3 separate regions of the Homo sapiens genome follow, and all the other regions are linked to region 2. Evidence: chromatin loops called from intact Hi-C (ENCODE). Cell type or tissue: A673. All regions are shown on one strand. Links, peaks and the distances in the headings refer to the core of each region. The heading gives the core; the rest is flanking DNA. Region 1 overlaps KIRREL3 (kirre like nephrin family adhesion molecule 3). Region 2 overlaps DCPS (decapping enzyme, scavenger). Region 3 overlaps ST3GAL4 (ST3 beta-galactoside alpha-2,3-sialyltransferase 4).

What was found. A loop is a pair of places that touch in the nucleus more often than their neighbours do. Peaks named below come from ENCODE experiments on the same cell type or tissue, not always from the same donor. Only the 100,000 strongest peaks of a DNase experiment are listed, where the experiment ranks them.
Region 1: it touches region 2 in a loop (2.5-fold over the local background); 5 of 110 quality-filtered maps call a loop at or near these places.
Region 3: a loop joins it to region 2, with 4 times the contacts of the local background. A loop is called at or near these places in 53 of 110 quality-filtered maps.

What each region holds. Positions count from the first base shown.
Region 1 is chr11:126,568,172-126,579,145 of GRCh38, forward strand. All of the region lies in intron 1 of KIRREL3 (kirre like nephrin family adhesion molecule 3), which reads right to left. The region is part of intron 1 of KIRREL3-AS1 (KIRREL3 antisense RNA 1); the gene reads left to right. Among named protein-coding and RNA genes, the nearest start is that of KIRREL3-AS1, 30 kb to the left of the region's middle. RefSeq lists an enhancer at 1-99. In A673, for the core only: a CTCF peak has its summit at 5,683 (motif pointing right); no DNase peak of the experiment used is centred there.
Region 2 is chr11:126,307,117-126,315,812 of GRCh38, forward strand. The region is part of intron 2 of DCPS (decapping enzyme, scavenger); the gene reads left to right. Among named protein-coding and RNA genes, the nearest start is that of TIRAP-AS1, 7.1 kb to the left of the region's middle. RefSeq lists an enhancer at 4,302-4,371. In A673, for the core only: CTCF peaks have their summits at 3,533 (motif pointing right) and 3,738; a DNase peak (open chromatin) is centred at 3,585; H3K27ac peaks cover 345 bases.
Region 3 is chr11:126,413,897-126,423,333 of GRCh38, forward strand. ST3GAL4 (ST3 beta-galactoside alpha-2,3-sialyltransferase 4) reads left to right here. Exons shown (of 11, transcript NM_001254757.2): 11 at 65-742. The coding sequence ends at 151. Among named protein-coding and RNA genes, the nearest start is that of ST3GAL4, 63 kb to the left of the region's middle. RefSeq lists an enhancer at 2,598-2,892 and silencers at 2,659-2,788, 2,889-3,058. In A673, for the core only: no CTCF peak of the experiment used is centred there; a DNase peak (open chromatin) is centred at 2,775; H3K4me3 peaks cover 619 bases; H3K27ac peaks cover 872 bases.

The DNA.
Region 1 (10,974 bases), core at 3,559-8,558, 260 kb after region 2:
CTCACCCAGGAGTCTGGGCTCTCTCTTAAAGGAGGTGGGAGCCACGCAGAATGCTAGGCAGGGGAAAGACAGGTGAGACTTGCATTTCATAAAGGATCCCTTCAGCACTGGTGCAGATGATGGATGGGAGATGAGCTCAGAGAAGGGAGGCTGGCTGGGAGACCGCTGCCATACTCCAGGTGGGAGATGGTGGGCTTGCATCTGCTGCTTCTTCCTGCTCTCTGAAGATGGCCAGAGATCAGAAAGCAAGGGAAGGACCCTCAGTTTTATCCTGACATTCATCCCTGCCACGTTGACATAGAGAGCAGGGGAGGGGCTGAAAAAATAGCTCCCATTCCCCAGACAGTGCCTGAGATCATCTGGAGGAGACACCAGCTGGGTTTGGTTGGACTCACAGGGAGGCCACATGGGGCAGGGGAGGTTTCAGAACTAACAGAGCTGGCTGGAGCCATGCTCCAGCACTTACCAGTGAGCAACTCTTAGGCTTCTCTGAGCTTTGGTTTCCTCATTTATAAAACGTTGATTCTAACGGTAAGACCCTCCTCACATGATTCATATGAAAAGCAAATGAGCCAACACATGGGCAAAAGTGCCCAGAATGAAGTACCTAATAAGGGTGAGTTCAATAAATAGAAACAAAATACCAAATTCTACCCCCCTCGTTTTTTTCTTTTTCAGATATGAAAGTGGAGATGCAGAGAGGTGGAGTGAGCTCTCCAGGGTGATATAATGAGCTATTAGGTTGCATACTTCCCAGGTTAGCACGTAGCCAACAGTGACATGGACTGGAAATGTGAGGCCAGTCAGGAAGACCAGCCAGGTGGCTGTCATGGGAGAGGCCAAGGAACCAGAGAGCTTGGGAATGGAGAGGAAATGATGAATCAGAGACATTCCAAGAAGAGACAGTGGTGCTAAGTGACAGAGTGGGTCAAGCAGAGGAAGAGGGCAAGGATGACCCCAGTGTCTTTTGTGGGATATAATGGACAAAGAGACATGTCTGTATCAGAGTAGGGTGATGACAAAGGAAGCCTATTAAGTCACAGGTGATAATGGTACATTTCTGGACTTACTGTGTTCGAGGTGACAAGGTTCTAAAGTGAAGAGGACTTGGATGATCATGTGAGAAGGAGTTCTAGGCTGAAGAAATATTTTTAACCAGTTGCGTTGACCTCAGAGGGTAAACATTTTGTTGGGGGAAACAGCAGTTGGATCCTGTGGGTAGACTCTGCTACAAGCATTAATCCTACCCCTCTGGAACCAGGACACATTAATAAATGTGACTGGTGTAAAGTCCAAGGCACAGACACTCGCAAAGAGGCCACTAAGTGCTGGGCACTATGTGCAAGAGAAAAAAATAGTAGGCAAACTTCCTAGCCCAAAGATACTATAATCCAGTTGGCTATACAAGACATATACTTAAGAAAAGGTAACTAAAAGTCAGAGACAGGTAATAGTTCGGTAAAGAAAGTCTTGAGGCAGCACGCAAGTTATTTCTGCATGAATGGCAATTCTTACTGCAGGAGTCCCCAGGAGGAAAAGACAGCTTCAGGCTGTGGGATGGTGAGGGAGGTCCTTGCAAAAGGCCTTGAAAGCTGGAGATTGTCCCTAGTTTTGTCTTAGTTTTGGATGTCTACCAATGGCCCTCTCATTGGTTTTTGTCTATCAATAGCCATCAGTAGCCATTCTGCCCAGCGATGCCATTCTGATTGCAGAATGATGGGGTCTTCTGTTTGGAAAGTTTTCACTTTGATTCTGCTAAACTGCTTTCTGCATCGGTTCTGCCTACTCCTATTTTCAGCATAATTACTCATATCCCAGGCAATAATAATGCCCATACATCATGCAAAGATCATAATTTTCTGATCAACCTCTATCATAAAGAGGACTGAAGAGTGGAGTAGCAAAGGTATATTAATCCTGACTAGTGCCTGGCCCTGGACCTCCAGGACGAGTGATAAATGTTTAATTAGCCCAATAATACCTGTTTTATAATTTTTGGATCTCATTGCTTGCTAATTCTAAGTTTACTAAATAACTATAAACTTTACGTTGTTGTAAAGACATAATTGCTTCTTCATTGCTTATTTCATATGAGTTAATTATACTAGAACTAAGTTTTTCCCCATTCATATTATCAATTAGTTGTTTTAAACTATTGATTTGTATTTAATTAACTATGCTATTACATACCAATTAAATTCATATAAGAGGAATCTGAAACAGCTGTGGTCTTAAATTACGTTTTTGAAATAATGAGTTCTATAACATTTCATGTCAAGTTATTGTCAGTTAGGAAGAGTTGACAATCATTTGTGATAATTCCAAAAACTTGTTGTGACCCGCCAGCCCATCTCACCAGCTCCAGCAGGCAGCAAGCCTCCCTCACACACCTGCTGATCACGTGCCGATCAGCACCTTACAGCTTGGTAAGCAGTGGCAGTGCCTAACACTGGGATAACCCTTTGCCAGCCCTGCCTTCTCCAGCCTGCTCCAGCCATGCCATTATTTGGCTGGCATAGCTCTATCCCCCATGCGGCCAAGGCAGGCATTATCAGCAACTCCTCACCACCAGCTGTGGGGTCTAGAATTATCTGTGCTGCTATGTCTCAGATCCTGTGTGCCTGCAGGAAATCTACATGCCCATGTGGTCATCTATCCTTCGGCTTCTCCAAATCTCTGCTCACTGGCTTAAGTCTGTACATCTCAGGTGGGAAAAAAGACAGCAGTCATTTGCTGAGCTGCAAGGGACATTTAACTTTTCTCATCTCGTTTCACCCTCACAACACCTTTATGATCACAGGTGTTATTCTCCTTGTTGTTATTTAGCGAGAGATTGACACTTTAGAGGAGTGAGGAGTTTGTCCTGAGTCCCACAGCTGGCAAATGGTGAGGCTTGCCGTACACCTCCATGTTGGTGCTTGTTGGTGCGTCGTGCCATGCTCTGTCTCCATTCTCTGTGAGATTCGACTCCCAACCAATTCGGAGTCTCAGCCCTTTGGGCTGGCTTTTTGATACCTTGCCTAGCTCTTATCATCTTTCTCTCCTTGGAGGGCTGGGTTCCTCCCCTACCCTCAGACACTGCCTGGGATCTTTCTCCCAACTGATGAATTGCCTGGAATTCTGACACAGCCATCAGCTTTCTCTGGGGCACTTGGCCATCAACATGGGACCCAAGGTTGGCAGAGCTCACCCCACTCCTCTGTACACTGAAAGTGGGACACTGGTTACTATCTTTGGGGGCTGGGTGCAGCCCAGCCTTGCCCCTCTCCCTTGGCCAGCATCACCAAGTGTCTGCCACCTGGGACCAGGCTCATGTAGTTCACCATCACAATGAAAGCTGCCATGTGCTGATTGCTTATGCTTCATTAGTCTCTGGGCTGAGCACTTTGCATGCCTTACCTTCTTTATTCCTCATCAAAACTCTATAAGGTAAGTGCTGTTATTATTCCTATTTGACAGAAGGGAAACCGAGGATCCAAAAGGTTACAAAACTTCCCCAAGGTCACATTGCTAGTAAGTGCTGAGGTTAGTAAAGCTAATCATGAATGAGATTCTTTGGACTTCCAGTATAATCCGTTTGTGAGAGGGGTGGGGCGGGGGGATGTTAAATAATGTTGGTTAAAGAATTTTACGGGAAACAGTTTTATCCCATGTGCAAGGATGCCTCAGCCCGTCTCTGATTTAACGTATCTAATTCCAATGAGTTACTTGCTAGGTGGGGGAACAGAGAAATAGGATCATGAAGGCCATTCCTGTCCTCCAGTCTGTCTTCCACACACCCTGTGAGGAACAGGGGCTGCCAAAAGCCATATGCCTGAGGGCTGTTAGACTTTTCCTAACAGAAAGTTGGAAGTCGTGACTAGTGTTTGAATGGGGCCAGATGCTCGACAGCTATGTGTCCTACCCCTGGGGAGGCTCAGCCTGGTCCATTCAGTCCATCATGGCTGGGAGGCCAGGCAGGAAAAGGCATTTCTGCTTTCCTTATTTCTAGAAGGACCAAGAGTTCCCAAAAGACTAAGACTGAAGGCAATAAGGAGGCAGGCAAAGTCCCAGCCTGCCTCCAAGTATTCCCTTCCCCAGCCCCTACAGTTCTCTTGAGGCCAAGATCTTTGCAAAGCCAGAGGCCCAATAACAGGTTATACATACAAGACTGATTTGTGAAATTAGTCTTTGCCCAGATTAGTGAATGTGTGGATTATTAGCTTTGCTGTACAGGTGAGGCTCAGGGAAGCCAAGCAATTTTCCTAAAGTCACACAACTGGGAAATGGACGACCCAGGATTAGAACCCAGGCCCATTTGGTTCCAGAGCCCAGGCTTGCTGTGCCCTTCTTCCAGGATGTGGTCCCAATGTCATGCACACAGCCCAGCTGACCAGCAGAGACCCCAGTGGGAAGAGGGGACCCCCCCCCCGCCAAGCAGGTGCTGCTGATGGAGTCACAGGCATCACTGTCAGGTGGTCAGGAGCACTGAGAAGCCCTTGTGGGAGTGAGGCTCCTGGAGAGCCCCTTTCTCAGGGACTGGAGAGGCAGGGAGGTGGGGTGAGGTGGGGAAGCGTGGAGAATGCCTGCCTACTCAGGGTGTGCAGGCAGCAGGGGCGGGGCTGCTATTTAGTGATGGGCTTACAAACCTTCTTGTCACCTATTTATGGCCCACATAAAACTCTGATCACTGAGGATTAACTGAAGAGGGTCCTAGCAGGGCCACACGCTGACTTTAAAGAATTGATCACTGGAGTCAGGCAGTCATGTCCAGCCCCTGCCCTCAAGCCCCTCACATGCTGCCGAATGAGTAGGGGTAGGGGGAGATGTCTGCTCTCACTTGGCACAAGGGAAGGGGGCAGAGAGAAGAACAAAATGTCCTGCGAGTGGGGAGTGCAGGGTTTTTAGGGGTGGAGATGTGTGGGCTAAGGTCCAGTGGGCTGGGAATGCCCCCTCCACATTCTGGGTGGAAAAGCGGCACAGGAGGGAGGCCAGGGGACAGCACGTCCTTGCCCCCAGCCAAGTCACAGTCACAGCTGCCTGGTTCACAGTCCAGTGGGCATGCGTTGCCTCGCGGGGTGGGTCCTGTTCACCCAGGAATGCTGCGCACCTTCACTGGGGTGGAAGGAGGGAGGGCTCTCCAGCTCTCCTTGCTGTCTCTCCTCCCTCACACGTTTCCGCAGAGAGGACTGTCCTCTAGGGCATTGTAACTTGGGCCACCTTGGGAGCTGAGGCTGGTGAGGAGCAGAGGATGAGGAACTGGTGAGATCTCCCCAACAGCAGAGCCAAGCCCAGGCAGCTACCCGCTTCCCCCACCCACCCCAGCCCACACAGCAAGGAGGGAAAGTAGGCGGTGGGGTTAGGAGAGGACCCAGCGGAAAAGGCAGGGAACCCCGCTGTCCTCCCATTACTGAAATCCTCCTTGAGCCTTACATACCCCATTACGACGCTGTATCCTATAATTAAATTGAATCTGCCAGTTACCTCTCAGCACGGCAGCAATTCAAACTCATTGGAGGCTTTGTTTATTTTCATTTATTTATTTATTTAGTAATTATTTATCTAGCTATCCAGAGAGCTAGATGGAGGCCCTAGCCCAATGTTTCTTTTGTCTTCAAAAACAAGAAAGCTCAAATGCAGTCTCTCCCACTTCAGGTCAAGAGAGGAAAGGAATAACAGAGACCACAGGGTGGCAGCAGATCCGCGGGGGGACCTCTTGCTGGGGGGATATCGCTGGGACAGGGTTAAGGTCAAGATTGCAGGGGAAGTTTTGTCTGCCTGCCAGTCATGGTCTGGACCCTGCTCCTGATTCTACCCATTCTATTCTTGTCAGAGATACTTTATGGAAAGTCCACACATTCCAGAAAGCTCCATGGAAGCCCCTTACAGGCCCCAGACAAGGGGCTTCATTCTGAGGGACTAGAACATCGGTTGCGGAATGTGGAAACCAGGTTAACTGAGTATTATTGGCAACTAACACACCTGCAGAGCTTTGCAGTTGAAGAAGTAAATACATGTTCTTCTTTAACCCTAAACATTTATGGAGGACACTGAGGATGAGAGAGGTTCCACAACCTCCCTTGCTCAAAATCACCCTGCTGCTAATGGCAGGGCTAGGATTTGACCACAACGCTTGGGGTAAAACCAAACTCCCCCACCTCCTTCAGAGCCCCATATCCAAGCTGGTGGCCCAGCAACAAAAATCAAAGCTCTTTTCTTCTCTTTAATGATAACCTTTCAGCAGTGAGTGGGCAAAGGAGAGCATGATGGCTTTGAGTATGGAATCAACCTCAAACAGGTCCAGGGGAGCGATTCTGAGCCACCAGCCATCACTCAATAAGAACATGAAAGTTTATTTACCACGAGGCCAGCCCAGTGGGAGGCAGATTGCTACTATTAGCATGCCAAGGACTGCACAGACCCTGCACGTCAATAGCTGAGCCCCAGAGAAGTGACCCCTTTTGGGGTTATCCAATCTAGCAGCCCCACCAGAGCAAAGGACGAGGGTGGCTGGGATAGTGTGTGCTTACATGTGTGCACGCATTTGGAGAAAGGGAAGGAATTCCAGACTTGAGATGGCTCCTTAGACTTAAATCTCCCTTGAAAAGAAAATGCTGCTTATGAACCACTTCCACCCTTGCCTACCTACTCCTGCCAACCCATTCATTTGTTTATTGATGAGCTGCTTAATACTTCTTGGAATAGGAATGAATAGTACGAGAAAATACCTGGGTCCACACTGGCAATTCCTGGGTCTATTCTGGAACAATCATGCTTACAAGGTTTTCGGTGCACATGGGAGGTGGGGATCAGTGTGTCTCTGGGACCTATTTACCCCTATGAACCACTGGGGTTCTTGACTCAGGCTCTGTCAGTCCACAGAGGGTGGTTATGGCAATGTGGAGGAGGCCGGTGGCCCAGGGCCTGAACTGCAGGAGAATTTATACTTCTTGTTCATCTGGAGAAAGTTCTCTGGCCAGAGGACACAGTGAGGGAGCCTGGTTTAAAAAAAAGAGGCTTAAGCTAAGAAGCCCGGGGAGTAGGAAGTTCTATGCTACCCTGGCTTGAAGCTTTGGACAGTCGGGGCAGGTTCTCTCTTGGCTCCTGAGGCCAAGAGAAGCCAGCCTAGGAAGGTTGGACCATTGATCCCACAGCCCTGGGGCCTTCTCACAGTAGTGTGGGTGTCACAACCACCTCTTAGCTCTTGATCAGAGATATCCACCTTCAGTCTCCTCAATGTGTACAATGGAGAGGTCTTGGGCTGCAATAAGGACTGGAGATAATGTATGTACAATACTGGGAGGGAAGGGTAAAGAGAGTTGTGTTCCTAAACCCTGTCTAAATGTATGGAACCAAGGCCGGACACATTGTAAGCCCCTATAAATGGTACTTACTTATAAATATAATATATTATTAGAAAGTACAGGGGTATGCTAAAAGTCAGGAAAATAATAAGATACTCTAAGATTAGCCTGAGGAATCCAGTTCTGTAGCTTGAATAGAGACTGCTATGTTGTTGGAGTTAATACCCACAGCAGCTCAAGGAACAGCTTTGTTCAGCTCTCAGAGGAAGGGGCTGCCTGGTGGCTGTCCTGGGGCCGCTGTTCCTTCTATCAGGGATTCTCACACCCCTCTCAAGCATCACATTTCATTCATAGTTCAAGAGCCCCCAAGAATCTCCTCTGTGTGTGGCCTTCTCCACCCCTACCCTTGCAGATGGGCATCCCCTCCTCTGGACACCACCCCCCGCCAACTGCCTTATTCATACCTCTTCATTCATTCATACCTTTGCTATGAGACTCCCTTATAGATGCGACCACGGTTTTGAATTTTTGCTCCAACCCTCCCAGACTGTGAGGTGGGAACCATCTCTATTAATCTCTAGAACCTGGCTCAGAGCCAGGCACATAGTAGGCACTCAGTGCACATGTGTATGTGACGAGTAACTCCACAGACAGGGATGATCTACTCTAATGTTCAACAGATTAATATTTGATTTAGCACTGTGTGTCCCTTCAAAATTCTGGGGGCCAAGATGAGGGCTGAGGTCTGAGATCTCTGCTGGTTTGAGAATGGGACTTCCTCCTACCTTCATTTGTCCTTCCTTTTACAGAACTATAAGTCAGCCTCAGGTATGGGTCAGCTTTATGTAGTTAACCTTCCAGTCATTCAGGTTTTTATCTTTGAGTTTATTCTAATTTCATTCATTCATTCTCATTCATTCATTCATTCATTCAAGGAGAGCTCACTCTGTGTCAGTTCTGGCTGTTATGGATATTGTGATGAACAAGACAGAGAAGAATTTTTGCCTTCCCAAGCTTCCATTTTAGACAGCTTCTATGTAGTTCCTTTCCCTTACACGTAATTTAGAGGTAGGAAGTTTCATGTGGGTTTGGGCAAATTATTAAACATCCCTGGACCTCAGCATCTCCATCTTCAAAATGCTGTCACCAAACCCTCTCTCAGGCTGGCAGTGTGCCACCCACCACAGCTTGGCCTTGCATGGCTGGTGCTTGGTACCACCAGTTGGTTTGAATGTGGGTGCACGTGCATGTATGAGTTCATTAATTTGCTTCCTTTCTTCTCAGGCACTTAGATTTTTGATGCACACTGAGAGGGTCCTTTTTAATCAGCTGAGGAGCAAGGGATTCCTGAGCCACAAATGAGGCTCTCCCTACTGGAATGCAGAAGGAAGGACAAGAGATGAGCCTTTACTGAGATGCTGCTATCTGCTGGGCACTTTACACACACACAGTTATGCCATTTAGTCCACACTGTAACTGGGGAGGGAGTTGTTGCTTCCTGTGCTTCTCATATGAGAAAACTGAGGCTGAGAGAGGCTCAAGGGCTCCCATAACTGAAGACCCGTGCCTTCGCTGCTGCCACTCAACCTCTGGGTGGGGGATGGGGTGCTCAGTCCACGTGGAAGGAAGAGAGAAATAGAATGTCACAGAGCTCTCTTTCAATAAAGGGCTCAGCAAAATGTTTGTCTTAGCCGCGTTTCCTATCGACCCGGTGTGTGGCACATGGATTAAGTATGCAGTTTGGTGGTCTTTAAAGGATGAACATTTTCTCTAGGATCAATAAGCTGAGTGAGTTTGGGTCTGAATTCATCAAAATGTCACCTGAAACAAATTCAGTATCAGGACTTCTGCGCTCAGGTCAGGTCGATGGGTGGGGGCAGAGACAAAACCCAGGGAATACCAGGTCTCTGGGAAAAAGGTCCAGGGCATCTGTTGGACAAATTTGGGTCTGATAACTCAGAGTGGGGAGGGGGTCCTAGCTGGCAACCAGCATCCTAGAAACTAACCGCTGGCCTGGTACAGTGGCTTATGCTTGTAATCCCAGCACTTTGGGAGGCCGAGGCAGGTGGATCACCTGAGGTCAGGAGATCGAGACCAGCCTGGCCAATGTGGCGAAACCCTGTCTCTACTAAAAATACAAAAAAAAAAAAAAAAAAGATTAGCGGGGCGTGGTGGCAGGTGCCTGTAACCCCAGCTATTCGGGAGGCTGAGGCAGAAGAATGGCTTGAACCCGGGAAGCGGAGGTTGCAGTGAGCTGAGATTGTGCCACTGCACTCCAGCCTAGGCAACAGAGTAAGACTCTGTCTCAATTAAAAAAAAAAAAGACACTAACCGTCCTTTCTCTGGTCTAGACGTCATCCTTACCTTCAGAGAGAATAGCTGAGTGAGAAGCTGTGTGAAACTGCCCAGTTCTAGATTCTTCGAACAAAAAGTGTTTTTGAGGTTAATCAGTGCCATTCTCACACCCAGTGCTAAAGGATTCCCCCTTTAGCACCTTGGAGAAGTAGTCACACTGGTTTCCCTTGGATCGTTCTAAAGACAGGGAGCTCATTACTTTGGAAGCTGTGGTTTTCATTTTTGGAGAGTTTAAATAATTTTAGAGTTCTTCTATGTTGAGCTTAAATATTCCCTACAGCCTTGCAACTTTGCCTCATTAGTCCCAAATTTGCACTGTGAGGCAACACAGAATGAGACTAATCCCTCTTCCACCCAACTACTGAGAAGTTTAACAGACAATCTTTTCTTTTCCAAAATAAACAACCCTTAGGATGTTTCGGTCCTGGGATGCTTGCAGCCCAGGAAATGCTCCCTCCCTCTCCCCTCCAGCTTCTCTGCAAATGCAAGACTCTGGCTTCATTCCCTGGTCCTTCCTCAGTATCTCACAAAGAAAGAGGAGGGCAAAATGGGAATTCATTGGAAGAGATCCTTGGTTCACACGCTAGGAAAGAAAAGGGATGATCTTGGTCTTGGCGTGAACTTCCACATGAACGTGACTCCGTGCCTACCTGCTAATAAGAGCGGGAGTGTGGATTGTGCACATAGGTGGGGACGGGGTGAGAACTTGGGGTGTGGCGTGTCCCTGTGGGTGGACACATTGTGAACAGTAAGTATCATGAATGTGTGACAGCATGTGGGGCACGTGGGTGAGCGTGTATGCATGTACACAGGCTGTCTGCTCAGGTCCTGGGGGAGGGACTCAGAATCCGCCTCACACCCATGGAGAGTTCTCGCAATGGGTATGGCAAACTTCCTGACCAACAGGCTTCTGGACTTCTGACTCAGCACCAGTCCTGCTCCTTCTGTCTCAATGACTGTCCCCTGTCCCTGGAGATGTAAAAGTTCCAGGCTCTCCTACCACACCTAGGCTGGACTTACTGATTCCAAGGTGAAAATAAGCCATCACGTATTGACCATCTGTCAGCAAGTATCTACCCTGCAAAATACTTTTCACACACTCTCTCACTTATCCTCACCATGCCTAGAGATGGGACTTTGTCTCCATGTGACTTATGAAGACACTGAGGACCAGCAAGGCGAGACAACTGTTTGAGGCCACACAGCAACAGAACCAGACCTCGATCAAACCCAAAGCCCGTGCTCTGTCCGTGTGCTGCCTCCGAGAAGCCATGGCCAAGAAAGGTCTTTGCACCAGAGCTCACCAATGTCTCGGAGAGGTCCTCCCTTCCTGCCA
Region 2 (8,696 bases), core at 854-5,853:
GTCAGGAGTTCAAGACCAGACTCTCGGCCAACATGGTGAAACCTCATCTCTACTAAAAATACAAAATTTAGCTGGGCATGGTGGCGTTCACCTGTAATCCTGGCTACTTGGGAGGCTGAGGTGGGAGACTCGCTTGAACCCAGGAGGCAGAGGTTACAATGAGCTGAGATTGTGCCACTGTACTCCAGCCTGGGTGATGGAACAAAACCCTATCTCAAAAAAAAAAAAAAAAAAGAGAAACCTTGTTGTAGTGTAGTATGTTTTAGGGAGAGAGTGTGATTCATGGGATAGAATAATATATATATATTTTTTGAGATGGAGTCTTGCTCTGTTGCCCAGGCTAGAGTGCAGTGGCGCGATCTCGGCTCGCTGCAACCTCCGCCTCACAGGTTCAAGCAATTCTCCTGCCTCAGCCTCCCGAGCAGCTGGGATTACAGGCGCCCACCACCACGCCTGGCTAATTTTTGTATTTTTAGTAGAGTCAGGGTTTCCATCATGGCCAGGCTGGTCTTGAACTCCTGACCTCGTGATCCACCCGTCTTGGCCTCCCAAAGTGCTGGGATTACAGGTGTGAGCCACCGTGCCCAGCCAGAATAATAGATTAATCTACTAATTGAATGATAAAAATTGTCAACAACACTTAGGAAATCCTTACTATTGTATCTACATGTATTAACACAGTTAATCCTCAAAACAGCCCTCTTGTAAGGAGGACTTTACGAATGAGGAAACCGGTTTTTGAAAGGTTAAATAACTTGTCCAAAATCACACAGCCAGTAGGTGGCGGGAAAGCTAAGGTTTTTCAGTAGACTGGGGTCTTGCTCACCATACTCATTCTGTGGGCCGGCCAGTGTGTCTGGTGCTGCAAAAATCAGTCACTTCCCTGAAGGAACCTACTTTCTGGTGGGAGAGACAACTAGTGAGATCAAGGGGGATGGGAGAGAAGGGCAAGAACTCGTGGGTTAAAAGGCAGAGATTTGTTTTTCATTGCAAGCATTTCTTAATTTATTAAAAAGAATATTCCATGCCAAAAGCCAGGTGTGACATGTGCATTTTTTCTCAAGATGGTTAGATTTTGTAGGCAGCTTTGTTGGAAACATGAGTGAGACTGGTTGACCTTAAAGATTCCTTCCAACCAGCAAATTCTGGAATTTGTTTTACAGCACATGGTGACTTTGTCATATCCTTCTGTCTTCTTGTTTGCCCTCCAGCATTTAAGAGCGGTCTGGCTTTGCAGATATCTTGCCCCACAGTCTTTTGATAGATATTCTTTTCTGCCCTCCATGAAAGGGTGCTATTGTTGTCCTTTGGAAATATGTGAACACTTCATGGTGAGACAAGCAAACCTTTCATGACTTAATGCAAAACAGCCTTGTCTTCCATTGAGCAAAAGCCAGATTAATTGGTGCAAGTTGATGGAAATGGACAGCTGTATTTCCTTTCTCAGGCAGTGACGTTTAAGCAAATGTATTCCTCAGCACAGGGCGGCAGAAGAATGACAGAAGGCACCGTGGCCAAACACAACTTGGGGTGGCCCCCTGCATTGCAGGCTCTAGGGGCTATTATTTTACTGCCACACCCTTTCCCTCACCTTCCGAAATCCCTCTACCCACCCTCCCCACCCTTGGCCAAAATTCAGAAGGTTCTGCCCGACAGATGAACCCTGTGGAATTCACAGGCTGTCCTTTTTATTTTCCCAGTCCTTCTGTGGCATTGCACACAAGTGGAGGTAGTCCCTGCTCGCCCTTTCTGTTTCTATTGTTTTTCCCAAGATAAGCACTGAAAGAGGCAGTGGGTTATTGGCCCACCACAAGTCCTTGTTCCCACTCAGAACCCCAGGTGTCTCCAGGGCCACCCCCACCCACCTGGGAGCCTCAGATGTTAGTTCATCTTTTCTTTTCCTGCCCCTTTTTTTTTTTTTTTTTGAGATGGAGTTTTGCTCTTGTCACCCAGACTGGAGTGCAATGGCACGTTCTTGGCTCACTGCAACCTCCGCCTCCCAGGTTCAAGTGGTTTTCCTGCCTCAGCCTCCCGAGTAGCTGGGATTTACAGGCACACACCACCACGCCCAGCTAATTTTTGTATTTTTAATAGAGATGGGGTTTCACCATGTTGGCCAGGCTGGTCTCGAACTCCTGATCTCAGGTGATCCAAAGTGCTGGGATTACAGTTACAGGCATGAGCCGCTGCCCCTGGCCTTCCTGCCTTCTTGGTATATAAGTCATCCCTCAGTATCCACTGGGGATTGGTTCCAGGACTCTCCTTGGATACTAAAATCTGTGGATGCTCAAGTCCCTGATATAAAATGGTGTAGTATTTGCATGTACCCTAAGCACATCTCCTGCCTGCTACAATGTAAATGCTATGTAAATAGTTATTATACCATGTTTTTTAGGTAATAATGACAAGAAAAGTCTGTACGTATTCAATACAGACGCAATGTCCTTCTTTTTTTAAGTATTTTTATTCTTCATTTGGTTGAATCCACAGATATGGAACCCACAATACGGAGGGCCGACTGTACATGCGGTGCCTTTCGCTCCTGCTTTTCCTACCAAAACTAGGGATGGGGATTTGGAAGTCGCAGCGGTTTGCTTCAGGGCCCGGTTGCTCCCTTGTTTAGCTGCATAGCTTTTCCCTGGGTGATATTTGAGGTCAGGATTGTCAAACTTTTTCTGTCAAAAACCAAAGAGTCAATATTTTAGGCCTTGTGAGGCACAAATGGTCTCTGTCTCCTCTTCTTCTTTTCCTCCCATCTTCCTTCCCAACCCCTTCTTCTTCTGCCTTTTCTGCCTTCTCCTTCCTTCTTCTTTTTCTCAACCCCTGTGAAAATGAAAATATCACTCTTGGTTTGCTGATTGTACAAATAGAGGTCCAGCTGGCCATAGTTTGTTAACCTCTGTTCCAGATTTTTACCACTCAAAGTGTGGTTTGTGAACCAGCAGTATTCGCACCACCTGGGAGTCTGGTAAAACAGAATCTCCTCCCCATTTCAGACTACAGAATCACTGGAGTCTGCATTTTAGCACAACTCCCTGGTGAGCCATATGCACGTAAAACTTTGAGAGGCACTGGTCTTTAAAAAAACACCATCTGTATGCCGGCGACGCCCACCTTTATTTCTCCATCCTTGACCTCTCCAAGAACTCCGGGCTCATATTGAAATAAAGCCCTCCTTGACATCTCCATTTGGAGGTCTCATAGGTGCAATTCAAGAATCCGATGCGCTAATGTACTTAAAAGCACTGAGCACAATACTAAGTAGTAGCTGCTGTTATTAGTCTCATGTGCCAGGCCCTATGCCGCGTACCGTAGCTTCAGAGATGAGTAAGATACCATCCTTGCCCTCACAGTCTTGTTTGGGGTCAGGGGTGGGGACATAGTGGTGAAAAGAGGAGAGTTTGGTCACTGCCTGGATATAAGGGGTGAGGTCCTCGAAGGTTGGAGCCATGTCGCCCATATTAGGTGCTTTCAATAAGTGAAGAATGAACCCACAAACTGACCTATGTGTAGATTTGTTTTCCTGTGGGCTGGGCATTCCACAGCCACAAGGTGGCAGCATTGCCAAAATAGTCCTGTGGCCCACTCCAGCTGTCCCCTCTGTGGGAAGGCCAGCTAAGTCAGAGCCTGGGACCTCCCTCTCCAGTCCCAGCCTTGGAGTCAACTCAATGCTGCCCACCCCGAGGGCCCTGAATGTGCAGTTCCTGCAGCCTCAGCCCTCTGTCCCCCTGCATGGTTGTGCCTTTGAGTTTTTCTGCTGTCTCTGGCTGCTTCTTTAGACCTCCTTCCTAGAATACTGTTTGCCTAGGGGAGCCCCCACCCCTCATTTCTGAGCTGGCCACAGTAGAAATCATGGGCTCAGCTGATTTTTTTCTGGTATTCCTCTGGTCACTGGCAACTTTCTTTTCCTCTTCAAGTCTGGAGGTTTTGCAGTCTCCTCATTCGTTTATCCCCTCCACGTTCTCAGCTGACTGCAAGAGGCTGCTCGTGTGAGCCACTCATCCTTCCAGCTGCAATGTCCATCCCAACGACATAATGGAGAGAGCATGGGCTTTAGGAGTTAGTCATGCTGGGGCACTCATGCTTTCTCATGGCATGCACTGGGGCAGCAACATGCTGTTTCTGAGTTTTAGCACAGTGCCAGTGCTGAGAACAAGCCTCACGTCAGGCAGACCTGGGTGCGAATCCTGGCTTTGCCATTTGCTAACCATGAGGACCTGGGACATTTCTTTATTCATTTAACAAATGTGAAGTGTCTGCTATGTGCCAGCTACTCTAGTAGAAGCAAGGTCTGTGTTGGTGAAGATAACCGATGTCTCCCTGTCTTTGCAGTTCTAGTGGGGAAGGCAGACAGCAAACAAGGAAGCAGATGTCTGAGTGGCCATGAGCAGGAGAGAGCCTACTCAGACCAGGGCTCTAGGAGGGCTCTCTGCAGTGGAGCTGACACCCAGGCTGAGGCCTGAAAGATGGGAAGAAGCCAGCTGTGCAAAGAGGGGAGAACACTCTGGGCTGAGGAATAGCACGTGTTCTGGGGATGGAAAGAAGAACAGAAATGAGGCTGTTATGTCAGGAGTGATGGGGTGGGATGGTGGCAGGGGTGTGTACTACAGATGAAGTTGGGGAAGTAGCTTCAGTTATTTTCTGTTAAATTAGGTTAGAAACTGAACTTACCTCAGTGGGTAGGTTATGAAACACATAAGGAAGTTTTCACAACTTTAGCCACTGCCCGCAGTGAGAGATATGTTTCACATTATGGTCTATTACACATGGACTAATAGACATGAATAGAAATGAAACTTTATTTATTGAGTTAGTTAGTTAGTTTGTTTTTGAGACGGAGTTTTGCTCTTGTCATCCAGGCTAGAGTGCAATGGCGCGATATTGGCTTACTGCAACCCCTGCCTCCCGGGTTCGAGTGATTCTCCAGCCTCAGCCTCCCGAGTAGCTGGGATTACAGGCATCCTCCACCATGCCTGGCTAATTTTTGTGTTTTTAGTAGAGATGGGGTTTCACCACATTGGCCAGGCTAGTCTCGGACTCCTGACCTCAGGTGATCCACCTGCCTCGGCCTCCCAGAGTGCTGAGAGTACAGGCGTGAGCCACCGCATCTGGCCAGAAGTGAAACTTTAAACAATGCTTACCCATCCGCTATGGCATACTCTGTAGTATTTCCTATCTAGTTTCAGCCTTATTGGTTTCCTTTTTTATTTTTTAATTTTTAAAATTATTTATTTATTTTTGGGGCAGAATCTCTCTCTGTCACCCAGGCTGGAGTGCAGTGGTGCGATCTCGGCTCACTGCAACCTCCACCTCCCGGGTTCAAGCCATTCTCCTGCCTCAGCCTCCTGAGTAGCTGGGACTACAGGCACCCGCCACCACACCCAGCTAATTTTTTTGTATTTTTAATAGAGATGGGTTTTCACCACGTTGGCCAGGCTGGTCTCAAACTCCTGATCTCGGGTGATCCGCCCGCTTTGGCTGCTCAGAGTGCTGGGATTACAGGAGTGAGCCACCACGCCCAGCTGGTTTCCTTTTTTAAAATGCTGGTCTTAATCCCCTAAATTGACTTCATGGCCACTGTCCTGGATTAGGACCCATTAAGAGAAGGTGTATAGAGCACGTGGCACAGTAGCTGTCATATGGTCTGTATCCAATAAGTGTAATTATGGTGTTGCCTCTTATTTTTTTCCACCTTTCAATTTATGTGAGCTTTAAATGGAATAATATATATAACATGGAAAAGTGACTGGCTCTGCCCATGGGTAGGTTTCCTTTCTTCTTCCTGTTGCTGTGTGGCACATGTGAGGAGCTAATGGCCCGAAGGCTGGCACCTGAGAGCTTCCTCTGACCCTCCAGGCTGGGCAGGGCCTGCATCTCCTTTCTGCCATAGCTGTCACCCTGCGGCCTGTCAATGGAGCCCTTTATTGCGGTCTGTTCTCCTTTACCTGGGGAAGAAGGGGGAGATAGCAGGGAGAGAGGTGTGGCTCAGAAATCCAGGCTGCCTCTTCAAAGGCCAATTGTTTCCCCGTGTAAACCAGGAGGTGAAATCTCAAGTTCAGAAGAGGAGACAGGCATTTGTGAGTGAGGCCAGGGCGGGGAGCAGAGGGGTGGGATCCTGGGAATCGTTTCTCTGGTTGCAGGGAACTCCCGGTACTGTAGCCACAGGCCAGGGTTTTCCGCCCTGTGCTATTTGCAGAGGCAAAACCCGGACCTCCTGAGGGAGGGGTGAGGACTTGTTTGGAAGGAGCATTTTAAAAGACAAGTCATTCTCAGAAGAGTTTGCTTGGTAGCATTGTTAATGATAGAACAAACTAGAAACAATCAAATAACAGTAGAGTAGGTAGATAAACCGAGGTATAGTCCTACAGTGCCTAGCTACAGCAGTGAAAATGAACTACAGCTGCCTGTATCAATGAAGGATAAATCTCACCATGTAGGGCAAGAAAAGCATGACACAGAATACACATGGTGCGATTAAAATGGTACAAAGTTGAAAAACAAGCAGAACTGAACAATATACTGCCTAGGGATGCATACATGTGTAATAAGACTATGAGGACAAAAAGGAAATGATTAACCCCCAAATCAGGGAGGTGATTATCCTTGGTCGGGGTGTGGCAGGACAGAGAGAATGTTAAAATTTCTGGTTATATTCTGTTTCTTGGATTGTGTGTTCTGAGCATATGTATTCTTTTTATTTTACTTAGGTTTTTAAGTGGTACATATTTTATATACATACACACCTGTGTTTTATATGTATAATGTATTTCCCAGTTGAAAGGTAAGACAAATTGGCAGGTCCTTAGATGGACTAGAAAGATCGTCCCATGAATTTCAAGGGCTGCATCCTCATTCTGAAGTGTGGTTTTCAGTCACAGTTCTCAAAGTGAAGGTATTTGGTTTCAGCCTCCTACTTCTGGGTTTTAGGCATTTGTGGACTTTCATTTCTGCAGGCTTCCCCTTCTTTGGGGTGTGGGGATGGCTGGGCCAGCCGCTTTTCTCCCCAATGATTGTTGTTCTCTTCTTTGTGTCCGTATGTCCTCAACGTTTAGCTCCCACGTATAAGTAAGAACACACATATTTGGTTTTCTGTTCCTGCCTTAGTTGGCTTAGGATAATGGCCTCCAGCTCCATCCATGTTGCAGCAAACGACATGATCTCACTCTTTCTTATGGCTGTATAGTATTCCATGGTGTATATGTACCACATTTCTTTATTCAGTCTAGATGTTGGTGTGGATGCAGTGAAAAGGGAACACTTCTACACTGTTGGTGAGAATGGAAAGTAGTACAACCATTACGGGAAACAGTGTGGAAATTCCTTAAAGAACTAAAAGTAGATCTACCATTTGATCCGGCAATCCCACTACTAGGTATCTACCCAGAGGAAAATAAGTCATTATATGAAAAAGATATTTGCACATACATGTTTATAGCAGCACAACTTGCGATTGCAAAAATATGGAACCCACCCAAATGTCCATCAATCAACAAGTGGATAAAGAAAATGTGGTATATATCATACCATGGAATACTACTCAGCCATAAAAAGGAATGAAATAATGGCATTTGCAGCAACCTGGATGGAATTGGAGACTATTATTCTAAGTGAAATAACTCAGTAATGGAAAACCAAACATTGTATGTTCTCACTCATATGTGGGAGCTAAGCTATCAGGATGAAAAGGCATAAGAATGATACATGGGACTTAGAGGAAAGGGTGGGGAGTGGTGAGGGATAAAAGGTTATACATTAGGTACAATGTACACTGCTCAGGTGATGTGTGCATCAAAATCTCAGAAATCACCACTAAAGAACTTATTCACGTAAGTTCCTACCTGTTCCCCAAAAACCTATTGAAATAAAAAAATAAAAAAATTTAAAAAAATTGCTCTACCGTAAAGACACATGCACACATATGTTCATTGTAGAGCTATTCATGATAGCAAAGACATGGAATCAACCTAAATGCCCACTTGAGGGTGGAGGGTTGGAGGAGTAAGAGGATCAAAAAACTCCCTATCAGGTATTATGCTTATTACCTGGGTGATGAAATAGTCTCTATGCCAAACCCCTGCGAGACAATTTACCTGTAAACAAAGCTGTACATGTACCCTTTAACCTAAAATAAGAATTAAAAAAAATAAAAAGAATATTTCTGGGCTGGGTGCAGTAGCTCATGCCTGTAATTCCAGCACTTTGGGAGGCCGAGGCAGGTGGATCATTTGAGGTCAGGAGTTCGAGACCAGCCTGGCCAACATGGTGAAACCCTTTCTCTACTAAAAATACAAAAATTAGATGGGTGTGGTGGTATGTGCCTGTAGTTCCAGCTACTCAGGAGGCTGAAGTTGGAGGATTGCTTGAGCTCAGGAGGTCAAGGCTGCAGTGAACTATGATTATGCCGCTGCACTCCAACCTGGGTGGCAGAGCAAAACCCTGTCTCTTAAAAAAAAATAAAAAGAGAAAAGAAAACCAGTAAAACCATTAAGGAGTATTTACATGATTGAGGCCATATTAATATGCATGCTCAACCAGAGTGCTAAGTTTCTAGTTTTTCCTCCACCTGCCCAGTGTATCATCTCCATGCCACTCAAAGGAGATTGCTTTATTTTCTCTTTGAGACAGTCTCAGTCTGTTGTCCAGACTGGAATACAGTGGTACCTCTCAGCTCATTGCAACCTCCACCTCCCGGGTTG
Region 3 (9,437 bases), core at 1-5,000, 110 kb after region 2:
ACTTTCCTGGGGACAGAGAGGTCCCTGGGAGTCCCTCAGTTTATTTCCTTGGCTGTCTCCACAGGGGTCAGGCCATAATGTCTCCCAAGAGGCCCTGGCCATTAAGCGGATGCTGGAGATGGGAGCTATCAAGAACCTCACGTCCTTCTGACCTGGGCAAGAGCTGTAGCCTGTCGGTTGCCTACTCTGCTGTCTGGGTGACCCCCATGCGTGGCTGTGGGGGTGGCTGGTGCCAGTATGACCCACTTGGACTCACCCCCTCTTGGGGAGGGAGTTCTGGGCCTGGCCAGGTCTGAGATGAGGCCATGCCCCTGGCTGCTCTTATGGAGCCGAGATCCAGTCAGGGTGGGGGCGCTGGAGCCGTGGGAGCCCGGCCAGGGCAGGGGGCTCGTTGCTGTGGCACCCCCTCTCTGCCAGCACCAAGAGATTATTTAATGGGCTATTTAATTAAGGGGTAGGAAGGTGCTGTGGGCTGGTCCCACACATCCAGGAAAGAGGCCAGTAGAGAATTCTGCCCACTTTTTATAAAAACTTACAGCGATGGCCCCACCAAGGCCTAGACACGGCACTGGCCTCCCAGGAGGGCAGGGGCATTGGGAATGGGTGGGTGCCCTCCAGAGAGGGGCTGCTACCTCCCAGCAGGCATGGGAAGAGCACTGGTGTGGGGGTTCCACCGAGAAGGGGACCTCATCTAGAAAAGAGGTTACAAACCTACCATTAAACTATTTTTCCTAAAACGGAAGCAGTTGTGATGTCCTGTGTCCTTTCAGGTGGGGGAAGGCATGGGACAGGGTGTGGCAGTGGGCAGGCTTGTTAGACCAGAGCAGGGCATGGTCACTCAGGAAATAATGACTTATTGAGTCCAGTGTTGGGTGCCCGGTCATGCATTATCACCCTGGCATAGCAGGAGAGTGAGTGGTGCTCACAGCACCCGTCTGCAGGCACCCAGCCTGGCACCCGGCACCCTGGGTTACTGCCCAGAGGAGGGAGGGGCTGGAGGATGCCAGACGAGAGTGCCAGAGTCCTCTCCCACCTTCCTTCCTCTCTTCCCCACCATTCTTCAGTTACCCAAATCTCATGCTTGGGAGGTATGTGTTTTAAGGACAGGGGTGGGGTCAGACAAAGAAAGCCAAGTTTCCCTTCTCAGATTAAGTGGGAACCAGAAAATGGAGTTTATGGAAGGTCTTGCCAGCGGCCCAGGCTGCCAGGATGGGATGGGCAGGCCTGGAGGGCAGTGTGGAAGGGATTTGGCAAGGCCTAACAGCCAGTTGCTGGGCCAGGGGATGAAACGGCTTCTTTCCTAGGTCTTTAGCATCCTAACAATCCTGCCGTTTGCCTGTCTCTCCCGCCTTCGTTCTCCATCTTCCCAGATCCTGCTTAGCTGCCAACTGGGCTTCCTGCCACCCCACAGCTGTTCCTTTACATCTGGAGCCAGGAGGGAGAGTTGGAACTCCCCACTTGGGGAATGGAACTGGCAGCTGTATTCCTGGCTTTCTCGGAAAGAGTTGCGGCCTTGAGGTTTTGAGACAAGCCAGGCTGGGACAGGACAGATAAAGAGGGGCAGCAGTTTGGGAGGAACAGAGGAAGATGACATGGTTCTCCACAGAGCGTTGGAATGGCCTTGTGGACACCCACTTCATCCCCCAGAATGGCCCCAAGGACCCTCCCAGGGAACAGAAGGGCTGCTCTCTCAGCAGCCTGGCTGCTTTGCCAGGGGAGAGGGGGGTTCTGAGAGCGAGTAGAGCCCCAGCATCTGCAGCCCCAAGCCCACTCCCCTCCACACGGGCAAACTTTGTCTTGAAGGCTGTGTCCTGGGGAGCGAGCTTGCAGACAGCAGGGGTTGTGAGCGTGTGGGGATCTCAACTCTGCTCACCCCGATGCGTCCCCAGCTGCCGCTCATGTGGAGATGCAAGGGAGTGTCCGTTTTCCCATCCGGGGCCATTGAGAATGGCTGTCTGCATACATGATCCAGCTGGCCTGGACTGAGGCCACTGCCTGTTACTGAACGTGCCTAAACTCAAGCTAGAATCCGGCACACAGGGGTGGGTCAGACCCGTCTAAACTCCACACACGCACACATGTAGATATGGGAGCATTTTACATTCTTGGTGGGTTGTTTGTGATTCTGTGTGCGGACAGTCCTTCCTGCTCACATACTGAGAAGACTGTGAATGCGGGGTGTGTGTATACCCAAATAGACCATTGTTTGCTTGGGGGGGTGGGGATAGCTTTCTCCAGGGTGCCCAACATCCTACGCAGATTGAGGCAATACTGGCCAAGGGTCGGAGCTGAGAATGGGGCTTTGATGTGGGGCTGTTGGATGGGGTTCTTTGGTTTTCTGGGAAAGGGACTTTCAGTCTTCAATTAGCCCAACCAACGGGAATGAACTGCCTGCCAGCCTGCCTGGGACTGATTAAACCATACCCTGGAAATGAGGAGGGGAAAGAGCACAGTAGGGCACGTGCTTGAGGGCAAGTCAGGAGATCTGGGTTCTCCACCAGCCTCTGTCGCCTTTTTCTGTAAGAACGTGGGCCAGTCATTTCTCTGCAACAAAAGGGTGGGTCCAGCTAAGGAGAACCGCTTGTCTCAGAATTACCTAGGGAGACTTGGGAATAGAGATTCCTGGGTCTCACCCAGGCTGCTGGGGACAGCAGGATCATCGCACGGGCCTCTTGACTCTACGGCCTGCGTGTAAAGCCTGCGCTAAGCCCCAGTGTCCTTCAGCGGCGTCAATTAGGCGCACGCGCAGTTTCCTCTCCGGAGGGGCGGGCAGGGCAGGGGAGGGAGGAGCTACTGATGTAGCTCGCCCCGCCCTGGCGTCAGGGCCGTGCAAGCGTTGTCCGCATGGGCGCCGCGCCGACCCTCGCGGCCGTGGGAACCCGCCCGGAATCTCGCAGGGCCTGTCGCGCTTCGTCCAGGTTGACGGCCTCCTCCCCGCGCTTTTCGGGATGCTGGCCCCGGCGCCCCGCCTCAGGCGAGGCCGGCCCCTCCCTGGCAAGCGGCTCAAGGCTTGGCGACGGCTCAGGGGAGGCTGGGCGGACTAGGGGGCCGCGCCCCTCCGAACTCTCGCTGGGCCTCGGTCATGCCACCTGCTTTGGGTTCATCGCAGAGGCTGGGGTGAAACTGCCTTAGGTTGCGAGGGAGTGGAAGAGCTCTGTCCCATCGAATTTAGATCCTGGAAGTCCACAGAGGGGAAACTGAGGCCCGGAGGAGAGAAGGGACTCCCCGCTTCGTCACCTTGCTGGGCAGGATAAGAGTCAAGGTCTCTAGTGCGGGAACACTTATAAATGTTACTCTGTGTTCACATCACATGGTGTGCCTTAATTTTGGATGCCAAGGATTTTATTTACATTTTCCAAGGACACAAATGCATTCCGTTGCTTTCCTCCAGAGGCTGCCTAGCCTACGAGGAGTTTGAGCTTGGAACAGGTTTTTGTGGGAGACAGTAAGGTGCGATGCACACCAAATAGGGACAGTTGGACCGTGAGTTCAACTCCCTGCTCTGTCGTTTAGCCGAGTAAACCTCTGCTTCTCCATCTGCAAAGCAGTGATCATGCATGTCTCTCTCACAATGAGGTTTTAAAGACCTAATGGGAAAATGATCATAAAAACATTTTGTAGAGTGTAAAGTATGATATCAATATTAATTGGAAAGCTGCCTTGCATCGTGGAAAATGCCAGAGGGTATGAAACAGGTTAGGTACATTTGTAGGGCCAAATACTTGGCCAGGTAGTGAGTAACATGGCTGGTTACAGAAAAGTCTTTGTCTTCAAATCACCCACAAGGTAGGTAGGGGAAGGTAAGACATCAGTGAAATGACTGCAACACAGGCTTTGCATAATCAAACGATGAATAGTGTTTAAACTGCTTTATATTGGTGGTTTTCTTTTTCTTTCTTTCTTTTTTTTTTTTTTTTGAGACAGAGTTTCACTCTTGTCACCCAGGCAAGAGTACAATGGCAGGATCTCAGTTCACTGCAACCTCCGACCCCCGGGTTCAATGGATTCTCCTGCCTCAGCCTCCCGAGTAGCTGGGATTACAGGCGCCTGCCACCACGCCCAGCTAATTTTTGTATTTTTAGTAGAGATGGGGTTTCATCATGTTGACCAGGCTGGTCTCAAACTCCTGACCTCAGGTGATCCACCTGCCTCGGCCTCCCAAAGTGTTGGGATTACGGGCGTGAGCCACCGCGCTCGGCTATTAGCGGTTTTCAAGTTGAAGTCGGACACCTTTAGGGATTCTTGGGGAAAGAGATTTCTTGGGAGACATTATCCATTTCAATGGTACCTAGCATGCCACAGTAGATTCCTAAACAAAGGTTGAGAAGTATAACCTGAGTTTGTCAGCTCTATTCTAATCTCTCCAACCTTTTTGAAGTCTTCATTATAGCTTCGGAAAACTGTTAGTTTCCAACATTCCCATAATTCTGTACTAGATGTGGTTCCAAGAAATCAGACCTTTCTGACTTAAAAGTTTAAGGAGGGGTATGCGCGTGGTGTGCGTGTGGGTGTGTGTCTGTCTGTAGTTATAGCTGGTTTTCCTGTCCAGTTCAATCTCATTGAGTTTATCTCTCTTGTTAGAGATTTTTGGGATCCTGTGCCCAATAAATAAGAAGAGATGAACCTTGAGTCTCATTAGATGACAGATTTTTGAGAAGCTCAAATGTATGGGAAGGCTCCACTTCTTCACTTAAAGGGACTGCAGATGGTGTGAAGCAGGTGGGAGAGACCCCAGTGCTAAGAGGGTTATTACAACAGGGCTTGGCAAGAATTTTTCAGGGAAAAATGAACTTTGGGAGGCGGGTGCTGTTTTTTGCCCCATTTTGGGTTCCCAGGGAAAGGTAACAATTTAAACACACACCACCTGAACAGAGACATAGCTTCCTCTCAAGAGCCTTGGAAGGCTGGGAGAGTGGTGTTGGGTGGAGAGAATGAGAGCAGGCTCAGATGTTGAAACAACCCTAGGGGATTGGAGTTGGAATTGCTGAACTGAGCTAGTCCAGAGCCATCTATCATTCTGAGTCTTCCCAAAACACTATTTACACAGATCACCAACTTTCACACTTAAGGAGTGTCTCCCCGTTTCTCTTCTTACTAAGCATGGAGCTGGTGGAGTCTGGTTGGAGATAGCCTTCAGGTCTGTGCTCTTTTTCTCAGTGAATTTATGTTGCACTGATGGAGCCCTTGCATGGCAGGAGAGCTAGATAAACTTTTAATTTCTGTTAAAAGTCAAATAGGAAGCTCTTATCTGAAAATTCTGCTTAAATCCTTGTCTGCATCACTTTATCTCTACTTGCCTTCTTCTTTTAGTATTTCTCTGAAGTGCAATGCCCATTAATGTCACAAATGTACTTCCTAGTCCTTGGGCAGCAGAGCCTGGCCCTTTATTTTCCTTGCAAAGGAGGTGAAAGTGGTAACTTGAACTTAGTCCACCTGGACTTTGTCTCATAGAAAGTGATCTTCAGGCCGGGGCCAGTGGCTCACACCTGTAATCCCAGCACTTTGGGAGGCCAAGGCGAGTGGATCACCTGAGGTCAGGAGTTCGAGACCAGCCTGGCCAGCATGGTGAAACCCCCATCTCTACTAAAAATACAAAAAAATTAACTGGCCATGGTGGTGGGCACCTGTAATCCCAGCTACTCGGGAGGCTGAGGCAGGAGAATCGTTTGAACCCGGGAAGTGGAGGTTGCAGTGAGACGAGATCGTGCCATTGCACTCCAGCCTGGGCAATAGGGCGAGAGTCTGTCTCAAAAAAAAAAAAAAAAAAAAAAAAAAAGAAAGTGATCTTCAGAGGGATGAATCCCTTCCTATATTCAGCTTCTATCCAGAATAGTACTTTTTCTCTTGCATAACTGGGTATAGATTTCAGATAAGCTCCATTTAGTTAAACTCCAGTTATTTCCAGGAACATCTGGACTCCCTGAGACCTCACTAGCCTTCTTTTTGAGCATTAATAGTTTAGATTCACCATAAAGAAGACAGTTACAAAGAACCATTTTTTGAATGTTTTCAGCATTCCAAGATATTGCCAAGGGCCGTAAGGTTAAGGAACAGCGGAAAGAAATGCTATTTCTTGTCTGGTATTCTCCAATCAGGGAACTCAAGGAAGCTCTCTACTCAGGGGATGAGGCTGTCTCAGCCCCGTGGGTGGGCTAAGTGGACTGTTTCCGAGAAAAGCACTGGGAACATGGAGTGGCAGGCAGATATTGGCAGAGGCATAAATATAACCAGGGATGTAGATGACAATTTGATGACGTATCTTGTGAATGGTGTATATTCACAGAAGGCCTTTTAAAGATGGAGGCTGTGGGAGTAGGAAGACTTATAGGGCTTGTAGTAATGAAAGCTTTCAGTGTATGTCAAAGAACTTGCTGTTAGCGAGGACGGGAGGAGGGCCAAGGAAGAATGGCGGTTAGAGAGGGAAAGAATTAATGGTTTTGCGGCAAACATGGACTTGGCCAGGAAAACAATTCCTTATTTCTAGAAAGAAGAGGAGCTTTTAAATTTTTTAAAATTTTTCTCAGTTTATGACCTGGTTAGGAACACTGAAACATAAGGAGTTGGGGAAAGGATGGTTGGAGGCTCACTGGAAATGAGAGGCGGCTATCAGTGAATGAGCTCTTTATCAGTGACTCCCAGAGACTGCTGCTAATTTTGATTTGAAAGCTGCAAATTGCTGGTATGTGGTTACAGTTCCTAAGAACAACTTAGATAAGAGATTTTCAAAAGCCGTTTTGAAAGGGGAAGTGAAATTTAAGATTTAGTTGTCATTGGTCTACATCTAAGTGTTTGTTTCTTTAGATGTGCACACCAAGGAGCATTTAAAATAAAAATCTATTTGCAAATTAAGATAGTCTTTATTTACATTTTTATATTTTTATTTCAATAAAAAGTGTGTTTTATAGAGAAAGCTCCCAGAGAAGAAACTAATCTCAAGACTCCCTTTTGTCTTTTTTTTTTTTTTTTTCTGGTGCCAGGACAAACCGCACACATAATACCTGGGAAGAACTAATCAAACGTGTGTGTGTGTGTGTGTGTGTGTGTGTGTGTGTATGTACCTTGTGCCTTCGGTTCTGATTCCATAATAGCAAATGACCCAAGCAGCACATACTCCTCTCCAACCAGGAAGTGAGAAATGGAATTTTGGTTGACTCCTTTCTCTTGTTCTAAGAAATCTCCCAAGGACTGCACCATGTTTGTTTTCATTTCCCTGGCTCCTTTCCATTCTGGAAACTTAAAATCGGCTTCATGGCCTCTTGCTTTATAGAATTTGTTCAAAAAGGCTTCGTCAGAAATGGATTTGATGTGACATTTTTGCTCTTCACGTGAAAGTACTTCCTATTCCCTGAAAGTGGAAGAGGTGGTGGAAATAACCCTGGCCTTGGCCGACTGATCTTGAACCTGAGAATTAGAGACTGGGCCTCCGTCCAGTGACTCTGAGCCAGTAATGAAGTTTAAAGCTATCGGAAGACTGGCTGCCGTCCTTGGTAGAGGTGGGGGTGATTTGATACACAGAAGAGCTTTGTTTCCCAGGGCTTTGTGGTCTTTCCGGGTCATTTGGGGACTTAGGGTGGAGGACGCCAGTCTTGCCTTCCTAATGGAGCTGTGCTTGTCCTCGCCCGGCCTGCCCCAGAGCGCATGCTAGCACAGTCTTGCCTTCCTAATGGAGCTGTGCTTGTCCTCGCCCGGCCTGCCCCAGAGCGCATGCTAGCAGATGGCCTTTACCATCAGCCACTTCCAGCGACATTCTAGGATGAATGTGTGTATAAAGCTCATGTTTGTCACTCGTTAGCGCTTGACGCTGGGCAAGTTTTCTGGCTTCTTTAAGCCTCAACCCACATCTGTAAAATGGTGATACTTCGTAGAATTGTGAGCATTAAATAAGATTACAAATGTAGAGCACTCATTTTATTTAATGTGAAATCACCTATGGGGGAATTCGGGGCTTCCCACTGCCTTTGTTTTTCAGCACCTCCCTTCACCAGCTTTTCTGCACCCCCACTCATTTGTGAGAAATAGATAGTGCTGGAGACAGCTGAGGGATGTACTCAGCTCAGTTCAGGCTTCTCAATGCCCCAGAGTCCTCCAGATCCCCCTCATTTTTTCCCTCCATGCTCTTGTCTCTCACAAAGATCATCCTTGTGACCTCCTATCCCTTGGGCTATTCTTTGCTGCATTGGGCATTGGACAGTGCTAAGAGGGTTGGGCACCGTGCAGCCTAGTGTTTGCAGCTGCCCCGGTGCGCTCTGCTCAGTCCATATTCTTACCCTGGGTGTGCCGAGGGACAGGACAAAGGGCTTATTTTATAGAACATATTTCTTCCCCATTCTTCTCGTTTATAATTTTGGTTTCCAGGAAAGAATGGAAGAATGGGCACCTCCACCCTATTAGTGCACACTCTGTGTGTGTGTGTGTGTGTGTGTGTGTGTGTGTGTGTGTGTAGCAGGAGCAAGGGGCAGGGTCAGCTGTGCTGAGGACTAGGAGGTAAATGGTCTACGCATATCCAAGGTGGGAAGACCAAGAGAAATAAGAGAAGTAAATGAACAGATCCTCTAAAGTCATCTTTTCCTTATTCCAGCACACCAAGGCATTGTGCATATGGTCTTGGATCCTTATTCTCTGTTAGCCAATGGAAAACATATATGGAAAGAAAGCAAGCAAGCTTGCTGAGATTAACCTAGAGAGGGCAGGGGCCAGCATCCTGATGTCTATGCTAGGCCAGCATGGTACCAGCAGCAGAATGTGGGCTGTGGACATACACTTAACATTTCTGATCAGTTTTTACTCCCTCAGGCTTAGGGGCTACAAAGGAAGATAGCCAGGTTTCTGGGAAATTTCGAAGCACTTGGAAATATGATCGAAGCAGAAAATTCCTCTGAGTGGAGGAGCTGTGTAGGCTGTGTATAGAATCTGTGGATTGGGACCATCCAAGGAATCAGTGTCTGGAAAGAAGCACAAACTGGTGTGATGAAGGTTCCCATGATGGGTAAGAACTACCAGGGAAGGTTGGAGAAGAAAGGTTTAAAACTGACAAGGAACCTCCAAGCCACCTTAGGGACAATTTGGGTTCTTTAAAGTTCCATTTGAATCCCACTCCCTCAACGAGCACTCTAACTTGCCCCTGTTTATCCACCCCATCTGCCATGACCACATCAAACTTACCCACAAGCGAGGCCCTTCTTAGAACACTATTTGAGTTGTATATTAAAATGTTAGGGTGCCTGGTGGTCTAGACTCTTTCCAGCGGGTCTTGTTCTCTGAACCTCTAGAGGAGGGAACTTTGCCTTCAGAATATTGCTGAGAGGAAGGGTCCAGAATGGCCTGGCCAGTATCTAGTGTGACCACTCTGCCTCTGAGCTATATTTGGCTGAGTCAGGTGGCTGGTGAGTCCCACACGTCCTCTGGATTGAATCCACCCACAGGGGAGAGGAGTCAGC